Linked DNA regions of Homo sapiens: region 2 is linked to region 1. Evidence: chromatin contacts called from ENCODE Hi-C or POLR2A ChIA-PET data. All regions are on one chromosome and are shown on one strand. The core of a region is the stretch at or near the end of the contact, and the rest is flanking DNA. Distances in the headings are between cores, read along the strand shown. Region 1 overlaps STARD3NL (STARD3 N-terminal like). Region 2 has its middle 5.5 kb from the start of TRG-AS1.

Region 1 (7,183 bases), core at 1,810-4,309:
CTGGCTTTATTGAACAGCTAATAAAGATTTATTTATTGTAATACCTCACAGACGTTGTACCATATCCATGCACATTTAGTTGCCTGCCTGTGGCTGGTAAGGTAATGTCATGATTCATCCTCTCTTCAGTGAGACTGAGCCTGATGTGTTAACAAATAGGTGAAGAAAGTCTTGTGCTGTATTCCTAATCAAAAGACTTAATATATTGAAGTAACACTTTTTTAGTAAGCAAGATACCTTTTTATTTCAATTCACAGAATGGAATTTTTTTGTTTCATGTCTCAGATTTATTTTGTATTTCTTTTTTAACACTCTACATTTCCCTTGTTTTTTAACTCATGCACATGTGCTCTTTGTACAGTTTTAAAAAGTGTAATAAAATCTGACATGTCAATGTGGCTAGTTTTATTTTTCTTGTTTTGCATTATGTGTATGGCCTGAAGTGTTGGACTTGCAAAAGGGGAAGAAAGGAATTGCGAATACATGTAAAATGTCACCAGACATTTGTATTATTTTTATCATGAAATCATGTTTTTCTCTGATTGTTCTGAAATGTTCTAAATACTCTTATTTTGAATGCACAAAATGACTTAAACCATTCATATCATGTTTCCTTTGCGTTCAGCCAATTTCAATTAAAATGAACTAAATTATACTGTGTGCTGTTTTTTCAAACATGAATATTCCCCTTGACTCAAGGGAAGTCAGGATGTCTGTTAGTTTTCTTTCATCATTCATTGTGTCATTGAAGAAAAACCTAATTGCCTGTAGTGGTGATGATGCTGGCTTGGGTAGAAACTGACCTTTTGTGCATATCAAGTCACTTCTGAAGGGGTGGCCTGCCCCTCCACACCTGTGGGTATTTCTAGTCGGGTGGGGCGAGAGACTGAGAAAAGAAATAAGACGCAGAGACAAAGTATAGAGAAACAATAGTGGGCCCAGGGGACCGGTGCTCAGCACACCAAGGACCTGCACCGGCACCGGCCTCTGAGTGTCTTCAGTTTTTGTTCATTATTATTTTCATTATTTCAGCAAAAAGGAATGTAGTAGGAGAGCAGGGTGATAATAAGGAGAAGGTCAACAAAAAACGTGAGCAAAAGAATCTATATCATAATTAAGTTCGAGGGAAAGTACTATGCCTGGACGTGCACGTAGGCCAGATTTATGTTTCTCTCCACCCAAACATCTCAGTGGAGTAAAGAATAACAAGGCAGTATTATTGCAAACATGTCTCACCTCCTGCCACAGGGCAGCTTTTCTCCTATCTCAGACTTGAACAAATGTACAATCGGGTTTTATACCGAGACATTCAGTTCCCAGGGGCAAGCAGGAGACAGTGGCCTTCCTCCACGTCAACTGCAAGAGGCTTTCCTCTTTTACTAATCCACCTCAGCACAGACCCTTTACGGGTGTCGGGCTGGGGGACAGTCAGGTCTTTCTCATCCCACAAGGCCATATTTCAGACTATCACATGGGGAGAAACCTTGGACAATACCCCGCTTTCAAGGGCAGAGGTCCCTGCGGCTTTCCACAATGCATTGTGCCCCTGGTTTATTGAGACTAGAGAATGGCAATGACTTTTACCAAGTATACTGCTTGTAAACATTTTGTTAACAAGGCACGTCCTGCACAGCCTTAGATCCCTTAAACCTTGATTTTATACAACACATGTTTTTGTGAGCTCCAGGTTGGGGCAAAGTGGCTGGAGCAAAGCTACAAATTAACAACATCTCAGCAAAGCAATTGTTTAAAGTACAGGTCTTTTTCAAAATGGAGTCTCTTGTGTCTTTCCTTTCTACATAGACACAGTGACAGTCTGATCTCTCTTTCTTTTCCCTACAACTTCTATCTGTGCTTGTTCTAAGAGTGGATCAGATCTCAACAGTGCAACAGGGAGGCTTGCTGGGAGGCTGGAGTCTAACCAGGATGAGCGTCTCATAGTGGAGAAGGGGCAAGGAAAGTCTCAAATGTCTGGCCTTGAGACTAAAACCTTAGAACTCAATGGTGTTATGGGAGTGAGAATCTCCTGTTTCAGGATTGGAGTTGCATATACACCAACCTCATAGATGATGCTTAAGTTGCCAATCAGGTTGTTAATTTAACCTGAGAAGGAGCTCTCACCCAGACATGCTGGGGGAACCGGTAGGATGTTGCCAATCCTCAGAGGAAGCCAAGTCTGGCTCAGAAGTCTTACCTCTCTAAGCACAGACCAAGCGGAATGAGGTATAGTATTTGAATATGCTAGGAAGTCAGACTGTGGGAGCCTACAGTGATTATCTCAACGATTGAGTTATATATTCTCCTGGGACTGCATAGATTCAGCCCAGGGGCATGGGCACCCACTCTGCCATGTTTCGGTGGGGTAGGAGTGGAGACATTTGTCCTTTATGCTCACATTGCTGAGCAATCCTCTGATGGACCCTTATCACTCATTTATCTGATGTTATTGTCCTCTAGTAATCCTTGGTCTGGTTGATGCTGAAATCATTTTGTCTCTGTAGAGGGACTTGATGTGATTCCATTTATGACATTTGTTACACAGTTGAACTCAGGGCTTCTATATCCCTGGTTTCCTGTGGAGAAAGAAGCACATCACTGTTGCCCACATCTGTGATCTACCTGTGCTAATAGGTTCATGAGTCTTGTGTCACCCTGTTTACACTGAGGAAATGAAACCAAAGGTATTAGTGTCTCTGAATCAGGTGCCTCTGGAAGGTACAGATACTGGGTGGAATGTTAGGATCATCTCCGTGCTGCAAGATGTCCTCTGGTCTTCAGGACAGTGTCATGGGAGTGGACCGAAGGTGCCATGTCTGAACAGTCCTGGGCATCAGATTCCCAACTCACCTGGTAGCTAATGAACCTTGAATATCAAATGCAGGGAGCCCCACCTACCCACAGGGTGGAGAGTGTGTTTGATAGTAATCTTGTATGTGTGAAGATGGATATTTTATTTCCATTAGCTGTGGGCTCTTGAAAGTGAGCAAAGTTGGTTGTGGTTTAACTGTCCTCGTTTTGTCTTACAACACCCTAGCCACCCCATGCACAGCCCCAACCAGTAGGGGCCGGTTTGACTTTGAGCATTTTCCATGAATCAACCACATTTGCCAGAGCACGTAAACAAAAGAAGCCTGAGAAAATAAAACACCATCCGCCACATCAGCGCCCTCCCACCACCCACTCTGCCTCCTCCACCACCACCACTGCATTCTCTCTCTACATTGCTGAAGTTCGGGGCAGCCCAGCTTGCGTTGGGGAAGGAAATCGCTAAGAAGTGTGAAACCACAGGAGACATTGCCCAGTACCTCGGCTGGTGATATCAGCCCCACAAAGCCCTTAGTGATCTGAAAGTTTCCTCTCCCAGTGCAGAAATCATTCCAGATTTCTCTATAGAGGCCAGGTATTTGCCCTAAAGAGATTCAATCAATTCATGAGAATCAAGGAGTAGATCTAAATTAAATTTGATCTTTCTTAAGTCTGGTTGGTCTTGCTTTGTTTACAAGTAGGATTCTCTACTTGGTTTCCAAAAGAACATGTTTCACAGAAACAAGCTGATTGTAGGCAAACCAGAAAACCTTCCCAATGTTCAGTAACACATTGTTTTAATTCTAATATATAAAAATGTTTACTTTAAAAGGATTCACCGGAGAAAACAGAAAACACACAATCACTTATTTTTTCACCCACATACCAACAATGAACATTGTTTTATCTTTGTCTGCAGAAATACACAGACACACATATAAATGAATGGCATGCCTATTTGTGTTATTACTCAGTAGAAAAAATGGCCAAAGGACATGAACAAATATGGCACAGAATAATATAAAATAGACCTTAAACATAAAAAGATGTTTATCTTCACTCACAGTAAGAAAAAAAGCAAATTAAAACCACAATGCAGTACTATTTTTACCTGTCAAATTAGCAAAACCCAACATTAAGCAGTAGGCTGTCAGCACTCACACACATTGTGGGAGAAGGGGTTAGGGCCATTTCTATGGAGGGCAGTTTGGCAGTACCCATCAAAATTACCAGTGCATATGTTCAAATGACATAAAACACTATCATTCATTTCAGCATTTTTTATAATAGCAAAAGACTGGTACTAAACCAAGGCACCGATTGAAAGTATGTTCACCAGTGAAAAATATCTGTATTTAGCTGGGCACAGTGGCTCACACTTGTAATCCCAGCACTTTGGGAGGCTGAGGTGGGCGAATCACTTGAGGTCAGAAGTTCGGGACCAGCCTGGCCAACCTGGTGAAACCCTGTCTCTACTAAAAACACAAAAATTAGTTGGGCATGGTGGTGGGAGCCTGTAATCCCAGCTACTCGGGAAGCTGAGGCAGGAGAATCGTTTGAACCCAGGAGGCAGAGGTTGCAGTGAGCCGAGATCAGCCACTGCACTCCAGCCTGGGCCACAGAGCAAGACTCTGTCTCAAAAACAAAAAAAAGAAAAAAAAAATACCTGTAGTGAAGTGCCCCTGTATATAAACATAAAAAGAGCTTTAAGATTTATAAATGGAAAGAGATGTGCAGATTAATATATGCTATATACTCCCTGTGTAAAAAGGGGAAATGAGAACATATATACATGTACATGGATACTTATATATGTACATCCATATTTAACTAAATAAAAATTGGAGTGTTTTCGAACCATGTAAGTGTTCAAATGTATTTATCTCACAATAGGATTTATGCTATGAATATTATTTTTCAACTCCATATCTATTTATTTTCCAGTTTTTAACCCATTTCCTTTTTGCCCCAAGAATACTCATTTCTAATCCTAATGCAACAGAAATGTACATGATGTTACATTAGGATTAGAGAGAAGTTCTGTTTAGAAATAACTCCAAGAACAGTTTTTGTTTTGTTTTGTTTTTAAGAGAGAGAGAGTCTCACTGTGTCGCCCAGGCTGGAGTGCAGTGGCGTGATCTCAGCTCACTGCAACCTCCGTTCCGCCTCCGGGTTCAAGTGATGGTCCTGACTCAGCCTCCTGAGTAGCTGGGACTACAGGTGCACGCTGCCACTCCCGGCTAATTTTTTGTATTTTAATAGAGACGGGGTTTCACCGTGTTGCCCAGGCTGGTCTCGAACTCCTGAGCTCAGGCAGTCCACCCGCCTCAGCCTCCCAAAATGCTAGTATTACAGGCGTGAGCCACTGCACCCAGCCCAGGAACAGATTTGACATTTTATATTCACGTTGAAAATCAGTCATATTTGCTTCAGCCTCAAAAGAGTGTGTTTATGTAAAAACAGCGAGCTGCACTTTTTTCTAAATGGGAAATGGGTTAAAGAATCTATACTTTTTGGAAGATGCGTATTTGTCTATTTATGAATTTCTGATTGTTCACCTGGGTTAATTTGGGGCTGTTTGAAATAACACTATCGTGAATGAACATCCTTGCACATAAATCTTGGTACACCCCTTTCGTTTCCTTGGGAAATAAATGGGTCCCATGATAAGAACACCTTCCAGGTGGCGTGTGTTCCACCCGTGTGTAGTGAGCTCTGAGATGTTTCCTTACGGCTTGTGTGGAGCACAGCTGGAGTTCAGGCACTATTTCAGTCACTTGCTGGCCTCCACCCTGGCTGCATATTAGAATTATGAAAAGAGGATTTTCCAAGGTCCTGATGCCTGGCCCGTGATAAAGGCTCCCATAAGGAGAGCCCCTGGTAGGATGGATAAGGCAGCAGGTCTTAAGTCAGACAGTCCTGGAATCATGTGAACTCTGGGACTCACTCAGTGGTTAATTGGGCATATTTTTTAACCTCGAGATCTGGTTTTCTTATCAGTGAAATGAGCATAATGGCTGTAAGGTGATGCAGTTGAGAGCATTAGAGAGAGAGGACGCAAGCTGCCAAGCCATATTTCTGCTGCTCAGTAAGTGGTTGGTACTCACTATTCCTCAAACACAACAGAAAAAGCAAATAAATGAAAAAGAACCTAACAAATCATGGTGCAAGCTACGCATCTACTCAAATAACTTTTCATGGCTAATGAAAATCTTGAATTTCTAGCTGTTTGGCTGAATTATATGGGTGTAGTGTCTCTGGTTATCTCTTATTACTCAGAATTTCTCACTGGCAGTTATATAGGACTTTGATTAGTATAATGGGGAAAACATTAATCGTGACCTTCTTGAAAGACCAAAAACCTTCAAAAATAAAATCTATGAGGAAAGGAATTCCAAAACAGTAGAAAGAATAAATAATTAGAAATATTTTGAGAACTGTTGAACTGAAGTTTTACTTTTTTATAGTTGAGAAATATATGGAGTTTTTTTATATATAGTTTTTCCTTTTTTTTTTTCTTTCTTTTTCTTTTTTGAGACAGAGTCTCGCTCTGTCGCCTAGGCTGGAATGCAGTTGCGCGATCTCGGCTCACTGCAACCTCCGCCTCCCGGGTTCAAGTGGTTCTCCTGCCTCAGCCTCCCAAGTAGCTGGGATTACAGGCACAAGCCACTACACCTGGCTAATTTTTGTATTTTTAGTAGAGACAGGGTGTCACCATATTGGAGTTTTTTTCTTTTTTATTTGACAAGCGTGTGGAGTATGCTAACTCTGTAGTGACTATTGAGATACGTGTTTTTGTGTAGAACTGTATAAATCTTTGCCTAATTTTTCCATTGCACACCTGTGGGCACTGCCTGTTCTGGTACTTATTTTGTCCAACCATGTGCTTCGGTCTTTAATCACAGAAGTCCTATATGATGGATGGGAGCTCAGCATATAAAAGTCTTCCCAGCATTGACAAATTGGCAGGTTGGCTTATAACCCTCTAATTATCTGAACAGCATTGGAGCAAGGAGGGGAAATGTGAACAGCCAAAGAGGCAATTTCCTTCCTACTTCATAGCCTAATAAGGAAGGACATTTTCATGTGTTAATTGAAACTACAAGTAACCTGTTTTCACTCTAAGAGGAAATAACATAGAAGGTAAGAGCGGAGGTCCTGGAGCCTGGCTGCTTGAGTTCAAATTCCAGCCCTGTTTCTTAGTAGCTGTTTGATTATGCGAAAGTTCTTTAGCCCCCTCTGCCTCAGTTTCCCCATCCATAGAACAGAGATAATTGTACATATAGAATTTTTGTGAGAATTAAATGAGTGAACACGTCCTTAAGCCAGGACCGGGTACATGGTGGGCACTGTATTTGTGATTGCTATCATTACTTCC
Region 2 (7,183 bases), core at 2,164-4,663, 100 kb after region 1:
AAGAGAGCCAGACAGACTCCATCTTGGCTCTTTCACTGGCAGCCCCTTCCTCAAGGACTTAACTTGTGCAAGCTGACTCCCAGCACATCCAAGAATGCAATTAACTGATAAGATACTGTGGCAAGCTATATCCGCAATTCCCAGGAATCCATCTGATTGATAACGCCCAAAGCCCCAAGTCTATGACCTTGTAATAGTCTTAAAGCCCCTGCACCTGGAACTGTTTACTTTCCTGTAACCATTTATCCTTTTAACTTTTTGCCTACTTTATTTCTGTAAAATTGTTTTAACTAGACACCCCTCCCCTTTCCAAACCAAAGTATAAAAGAAAATCTAGCCCTTTCTTCGGGGCCGAGAGAATTTTGAGCATTAGCCGTCTCTTGGCCGCCGGCTAAATAAACGGAATCTTAATTTGTCTCAAAGTGTGGCATTTTCTCTAACTCATTCAGATACAACAAAGAGAGGACAATACTGGCACTAGACTGAAAAGATTCATGGAACACAGTGGAAAGTCCAGAAAGAGAGCCACGTGTATGTAATATTTTATCATGTCATAAAGTTGTATGTTAATATCCACAAGGAAATACTTGATTATTTACTATGTTCTCCTTTGGGAATTGACTTACCATATGGAAACAAATATCCTTGGGTTGCTAACTTAAAAGGTACAAATAGAGATTTAGTTGTAATAAAACTGAAAAAAGGAAATCAGACTTAAACGATGATGAATTGCACACTAATTGTAGGTGACATTGGTCTCGCTGAGCCTGACATCATAATACAGACCCTAGAAAAATTGATAGATTTTATTAAAAGTAATATACAAAGTTCAGTTCACCAAAAGGTGCTGAAAATAAATAATAGCAAATGATGAGAAATATTTTCAACACGTTTGATAAAGGATCAATATCTCGAAAATGGTGTATATTAATTCTTACAAACAAATAAGAAAAAATTAATACCCCAACAGAAGGATAGGCAAACAGTATGAAAAGGCAATTCACAAAAGAAGAAGTATAAATGGCCTATAAAATTGTAAAATAATGCTAGTATTCATAAAGATAAGAAAATGCAAATTGAATGAACAAATCTCATTTTCTGAACCCCAGAGCTTGGATTGCAATTGCTATCAAATTAAACTATATGACTTAGGGAATGTTAGTTAACCCCTCACTTTCTCATCTGCTATATTCAATGTTACTTAAACCCGTTGATAAGGTTTCTGTGAAGATTAAATAAAATATACATGTAATGTGCTTAGTACAGTAACTACCGGAAAGTCAGTACCCATATTTATCATCAGTATTATTATTATTGCTATAGTAATTATTGTATAAAAATTCCAGATAGATCATATCAAGTAATAAATGAATAAAATATTAATGAAATGATATGAATTTCTTTAGGCATACTTCTGAAGTATGTTCACCTTTCCAAGTAGGACACAAAATCCAGACACCAGAAACTAAAAGATTGATTGAAATGTATAAAAACAGAATATCAGAACAAAAACATAAATATGCCATTCAAATAGAAATAATGCATACTGCACATATATGACAAGCAAAAGAGGTATTTCTGTAATAGTGATAGACTTCTGAATAAATAAGAAAAAGTGAAAAAGTTCAACTGAACTAATAAAGATATTGTTACCTATAGGGTGAGACACAGAAGAGAAAAGAGAATTCTAGAATGGAAGCTAAAATCTCTAAATTGATCTTGTTTTATAATTTTGACTTCAGTTCCATGTAAAGGTTTTACATATACAAATCAAAATAATACAACAGATTTCCAAAATATAAAAATGAAAACTGAACGAATAAACTAGCTGTATCAAAGTTGGCATGAACATATAGAGAATGATTCTGTATTCTGATTGTGTGCCCAAAAAAGAAAGAAAGAGAGAGAAAAGGAAGAAAGGAAAAAAAGAAGGAAGTAAGAGAAGGAGGGAGGAAGAAAGGAAGGAAGTAAGGAAGGGAAGGAGAGAGGGAGGAAGAAAGAAAGGAAGGAAGTAAGGAAGGGAAGGAGAGAGGGAGGAAGAAAGGAAGGAAGGAAGGAAGGAAGGAAGGCAAGCTAGGGAGGGAGCTAGGGAGGGAGGGAGGGGAGGCCAGAAAAAGGGATGTGTAGAAAAATAGCAAGTAACCAAGAAAGTAGAGAGAGAGACAAAAAGGAAAGCAGAGGGAGACAATGTTCAACTGCATACCTAGGCTTAGTGTTATAGTGGTAATTATACTATTGCTTATATTGTTATAGACATAAAGAATAAGCAACACTCTCAGCTGTGATCTCTAGATATATGATTCAGTATAAATATCCTTCCCATTTGCTGTCCAAAATATCTCGCTTCGCAGTTGGACCCTAGGTGTACCTGTTGGTCCGAGGAAGCAGAGTGAGTGGGCCTCCCCCATGTCCTCGGAGAGCTGAGAGAGTCTTGCTCTCAGCCAGGCTGCTTGGCTGAGGCCTGAAGATGACAGCTTGTCTTCAGGAAAGTCCTGGGGGAGGGTGGGGAACAAGGTGCAGCTGCTGCCAGGAGAGTGTGATATTAGGGGAGAGATCAGGAATTATGCTGTGTTTCTCTTTGTACAGAATACAGTAAATTCGGTGGCAACAAATGAGAGGGGGCTGGTCTATCTTGTGTACCAGAAGCAGTCACAAGGCAGATTTTCAGTGTGGTGTAGGGCAGGTGTGAATCACTGTGCCTGTCCCAGGTGGCACAGTAATAGATCCAGAATCATTTTCAATTAGATTTTGCAGTATCAATTTCCAGCTCCTCCTCATGCTTGCATAAGTAAAATACTTTCCTCTACTGATTCTTGATTCCAACACAACCCTGGAGTAGTAGGGGTCATAGTATGGAAGATGCTGTGGGGCCTTCCCCGCCTGGTGCAGGTACCAGTGGATGTAGAAGGTATTTATTACAGTAAGATCACAAGTGATTACAGCAGATGACCCAGCTGGCCTGGTGACTGACTTCCTTCTCCCTTGCAAGTTGGAAGATTTCTGACTGGCTGCAATGGGAACAGCACAAAATATAATGAGGAACTCCTTAGAACGGCACCCCTTGCAAAATGAGAAAACAAAACAGAACAAAATAAAACCCATCAGCCTCTCTGTAGGCAGCACACTTACCAAGAGGCAGGAAAGCTAGAAGCAGGGCTGGGGCCCACCGCATGCCTTCCTCTCTGGGGTCTTGGAAGGAAAGGGACCAGATGAAGAGGAGCAGAAGACGCTTTCAAAACTCAGGTCCCACTCAAACAGGAAGTGTTCCCTAGCACAGAAGGCAGTAGGAGGAGCTGGTCTTCCTGAGTCACAGGCAGGGAGAAGTGATGGAGGATCTGTCTTAGGGGACTCCCCAGCCTTCCTCCCAGAGGGGTGGTGTCTGGGAGGACCTGCAGAGGAGCTCCTGCCTCTCTGCTCAGGCCCCTTCTCCAGCGCCATCTTGTGGCAGCAGAGAGCAGGCCCTCTGCAGAAGAGAGCCAGGGGCATGGAGAGCTCAGGCCTCCAGCAGAGGGAGTGCAGATGTGGGGAAAGCTGACCCTGGCGCCAGCTGGCCAGGGCCATAGGACGGGGCAGTCCACAGCAGGCTCACACCCTGCCCTTCAGAGTTTCAGCAGTTGATGCTGCTTCCAGGGCCTTGTCCTGTCAGGAAGCTTGATTTGGTCTTTCAACTGCTTTCCTTTTCACATTCGCAAGGACACTTGGAGGCAAAATACCCAGGGCCACTCTGAGAAGGCCTGAACCTGCTTTATTAACAGTGTAACACCTAAGGTTCTTGCCTAGCCACGCCATAGAATTGGTGTGGCGGCTGACCGCAGCGAGTGATAGAAACACGGACCGAGAGAGAGAAAAAGCTGTAGGCTTTATTGAGCAGAGTGAAAGTACAAAGCTTCCAAAGCATGGAGGGGGTCCAGAATGGGTAGCCAGAGTTAGATTATAGGATTGCCTTTTAAACTCTTCAAGGCGGGAAATACCTGAGGCGGGAAGATGTTACCAAAGCGAGAAACAAAGGCAATTAACCATTTGTAACATGTCTTAGATCTTGAGGAAAACCGGAATTGCAACTTAGGTTTTATCTACTTTATGACCTTGCAGCGTCATGGCAAAGGAGACAGGATCTTACAGGACTTTACAAAGTATGTTTACAAGGAATTGGAATTGGGAGTATAGATAAGGTCTGCTGGTTACAGAAAAACGGGCAGTTAACGTTATTTTACTTTAGTTTTGGGGCAGGGGGAAGGAAGAGAGGGAGAGAGAACACAGGGAAACTTACAGGAAAATTTTCGCTGTTCATAGCTTTCATGGGGAAGAAAACACATGCACAAATCCTGGTGTTCGGAATATTTTAAGCATATATCTTCAATATTATTCATCCAGGACCGAAGTAAGTCGTGATGCAGGAAATGAGTGCGTTTCACAGCTTGCTGAGCCCCTACTCGACCCAGGAAGCCCAGCTGGCCCCTCCTCTCAACAGGAGTGAGAATCAGGTATGTTGGTCGGCCATGGACTCTCCTCAATGGTAAATGGGTGTGTGGGGGTCAGGAGGGGGTGTGTGTGACCTTGTGTTTGTAACCTCTTTGTTAGAGGATTTCTGTTCATTCTCAAGTAAAAAGGCCACATCAAGTAGGAGTGTGAGATTGGCTCACGCCTGTATTCCCAGCACTTTGGGAGGCCGAGGTGGGCAGATCACGAGGTCAGGAGATTGAGACCATCCTGGCTAACACGATGAAACCCTGTCTCTACTAAAAATACAAAAAAATTAGCCGGTTGTGGGGGTGGGCACCTGTAGTCCCAGCTACTCAGGAGGCTGAGGCAGGAGAATGTTGTGAACCCGGGAGGTGGAGCTTGCAGTGAGCGGAGATTGTGCCATTGCACTCCAGCCTGGACAACAGAGTGAGACTCCGTCTCAAAAAAAGAAAAAAAAAAGTACAGGGTGCAGTGCCATATGCAATATGTGGTACATACTTGAACTCAAAACTTATTTGTTATTTATCTGAACTTCCAATTTACCTGGGTATTGCATATTTTATTTGGCAACTCTATCCTTGGAAAGCAGGCTAATATGTGCAGTGCACCTGGATTCATAGATGAAGATATGGGTGATAAAACAAGTAGAATAAAATAATTGGGAACATTCAGTAGTGTATACACAGATATTCACCTCCTCTATAACAAATATGTTTAGATTCATGTTTAAAATATTCCTAATAAGATGTAGAACAACATCCCTCTTGGTTGTGGTATTGGCTTAGCTCAGAGAATTCAGTTTCTGCTGTCATCACAGCTGGGAATGAGAAAGGGAGGGGCTCTGGTTGGTCTCCCTCTGCCTCTGGAGCACACGTGGAGGACATGAGGCTGCCGCAGGAGCAGCTCTGAAAGCTGAGTTCTTGGGGTCACTGTGAAGGAGGGAAGCTCAGGTGCCTTGAAGCCTGGAAAATCCTTGCTGGGACCGATGTCTCACGGTTTAAAAATTAGAAGGGAGAGATTTGCCATTACATTGCAATGCATAGAACACCCTTAAAACAAAAAAGCAATAAAGGAAAGTAACTCCACTGTAATGTCAAAAGAACTATACAGCTACAGTGCTGAAGAGACGGCAATACTGGCACTAGAATGAAAAGATTCATGGAACACACTGGAAAGTCCAGAAAGAGAGCCATGTGTATGTAATATTTTATCACATGATAAAGTTGTACGTTAATATCCTTGAGAAACTACTGGATTATGTAATAAGTTCTCTTTTGGGAATTGACTTACCATATGGAAACAATTTTTTTTTTTTTTTTTTTTTGAGACAGAGTCTCTCTCTGTCCCCCAGGCTGGAGTGCGGTGGCACAATCTCGGCTCACTGCAAGCTCCGCCTCCTGGGTTCACGCCATTCTCCTGCCTCAGCCTTCTCAGTAGCTGGGACTACAGGCACCTGCCAACATGCCCAGCTAATTTTTTATATTTTTAGTAGAGATGGGGTTTCACCGTGTTACCCCGGATAGTCTGGATCTCCTGATCTCGTGATTCACCCACCTCAGCCTCCCAAAGTGCTGGGATTACAGGCGTGAGCCACTGCACCCGGCCAGAAACAAATCTTCTTAAGTTACTATGTTGCCAGCTACAAATGGAGATTTTCTTGTAATAAAACTGAAAACAGAAAATCATTAGACTTTAACCATGATGAATTGCACACATATTGTAAGTGAGATTTGCCTCTCTGATCCTAACATCAAAATAGACCCCTTAGAAAAATTGATAGGTTTTATTAAAAGTAGTACACAAAGTTCAGTTCACCAAAAGGTGCTGAAAATAATAGCAAACCACGAGAAATATTTTCAATACATTTGATAAAGGATCAATATCTCTAAAATGAGGTGTATTAATTCTTACAAACCAATAAGAAAAAAATGATAACCAACAGAAGAATAGGCGAAGAGTATGAAATGGCAGTTGACAAAAGAAGAAGTATAAATGGCCTACAAAGTTGTTAAGTAATGCTAGCATTCACACAGGTAAGAAAATGCAAATTGAATTAACAAATCTCATTTTCTGAACCCCAGCGCTTGGATTGAAATTGCTATCGAATAAAGTATATGACTTAGGGAATGTTAGTTAAGCCCTTTATTTCTCATCTGGTGTATTCAATGGTACTTTAACCCCTCAATGGGGTTTCTGTGAAGATTAAATAAAACTTACATGCAATGTGATTAGTACAGTAACTACCAGAATGTCAGTACCCGTGTTTATCATTAGCATATTATTATTACTACGGTAATTATTGTATTAAAATTCCCAATAGATCAGAGATGCCATCATTAAATAGTCTATGAATAAAAGCATTCAAATAAATGATATGGACTTCTTTATTCATACTTATGAAGTGTATGCACTTTTAGAGGCAAGACACAAAATCTAGACACTGGAAGATAAAAGATTGATTAAAATGTATAAAACCTTATCAGAATGAAAATATAAATATGACGGTCAAATAGAAACAATATATACTGCACTATGACAAACAAAAGACTTTTCTGTAATACTGAAAGACTTGTTCTGAATAAGAAAAAGTGAAAAAGTTCAACTGAACTGATAAAAATATTGTTACCTATAGGGTCAGGGAGAGAAGAGGAAAGAGAAATCCAGAATGGGGCCTGGTGAGGTTGCTCATGCCTGTAATCCCAGCACTTAGGGAGGCCGA

The links. A loop is a pair of places that touch in the nucleus more often than their neighbours do. ChIA-PET counts read pairs that join two places held with the same protein, here RNA polymerase II (POLR2A). Pooled maps may share reads with other maps.
Region 2: a loop to region 1 is called in a map of naive thymus-derived CD4-positive, alpha-beta T cell, with 4 times the contacts of the local background. The contact joins two enhancer-like sites. A Hi-C loop is called at or near these places in 11 of 168 maps with a recorded cell type or tissue (GM13977, HAP-1, Jurkat and 6 more), 4 of 37 single-sample maps with no recorded cell type and 12 of 50 pooled maps. POLR2A ChIA-PET finds 5 or more read pairs at or near these places in 12 of 52 experiments (CD4-positive, alpha-beta memory T cell, CD8-positive, alpha-beta memory T cell, GM12878 and 7 more).

Annotation. Positions count from the first base shown.
Region 1 is chr7:38,230,017-38,237,199 of GRCh38, forward strand. STARD3NL (STARD3 N-terminal like) reads left to right here. Exons shown (of 9, transcript NM_032016.4): 9 at 1-653. Among named protein-coding and RNA genes, the nearest start is that of TARP, 40 kb to the right of the region's middle. RefSeq lists an enhancer at 3,261-3,340. Within about 2 kb of position 3,060, at least 7 of the 41 ENCODE cell types and tissues checked have a DNase peak (open chromatin) inside an H3K27ac peak, as active enhancers do; they include left lung and natural killer cell, where a contact is called at or near this core.
Region 2 is chr7:38,332,343-38,339,525 of GRCh38, forward strand. It overlaps TRG and the pseudogene TRGV7. Among named protein-coding and RNA genes, the nearest start is that of TRG-AS1, 5.5 kb to the right of the region's middle. Within about 2 kb of position 3,414, at least 17 of the 41 ENCODE cell types and tissues checked have a DNase peak (open chromatin) inside an H3K27ac peak, as active enhancers do; they include left lung and natural killer cell, where a contact is called at or near this core.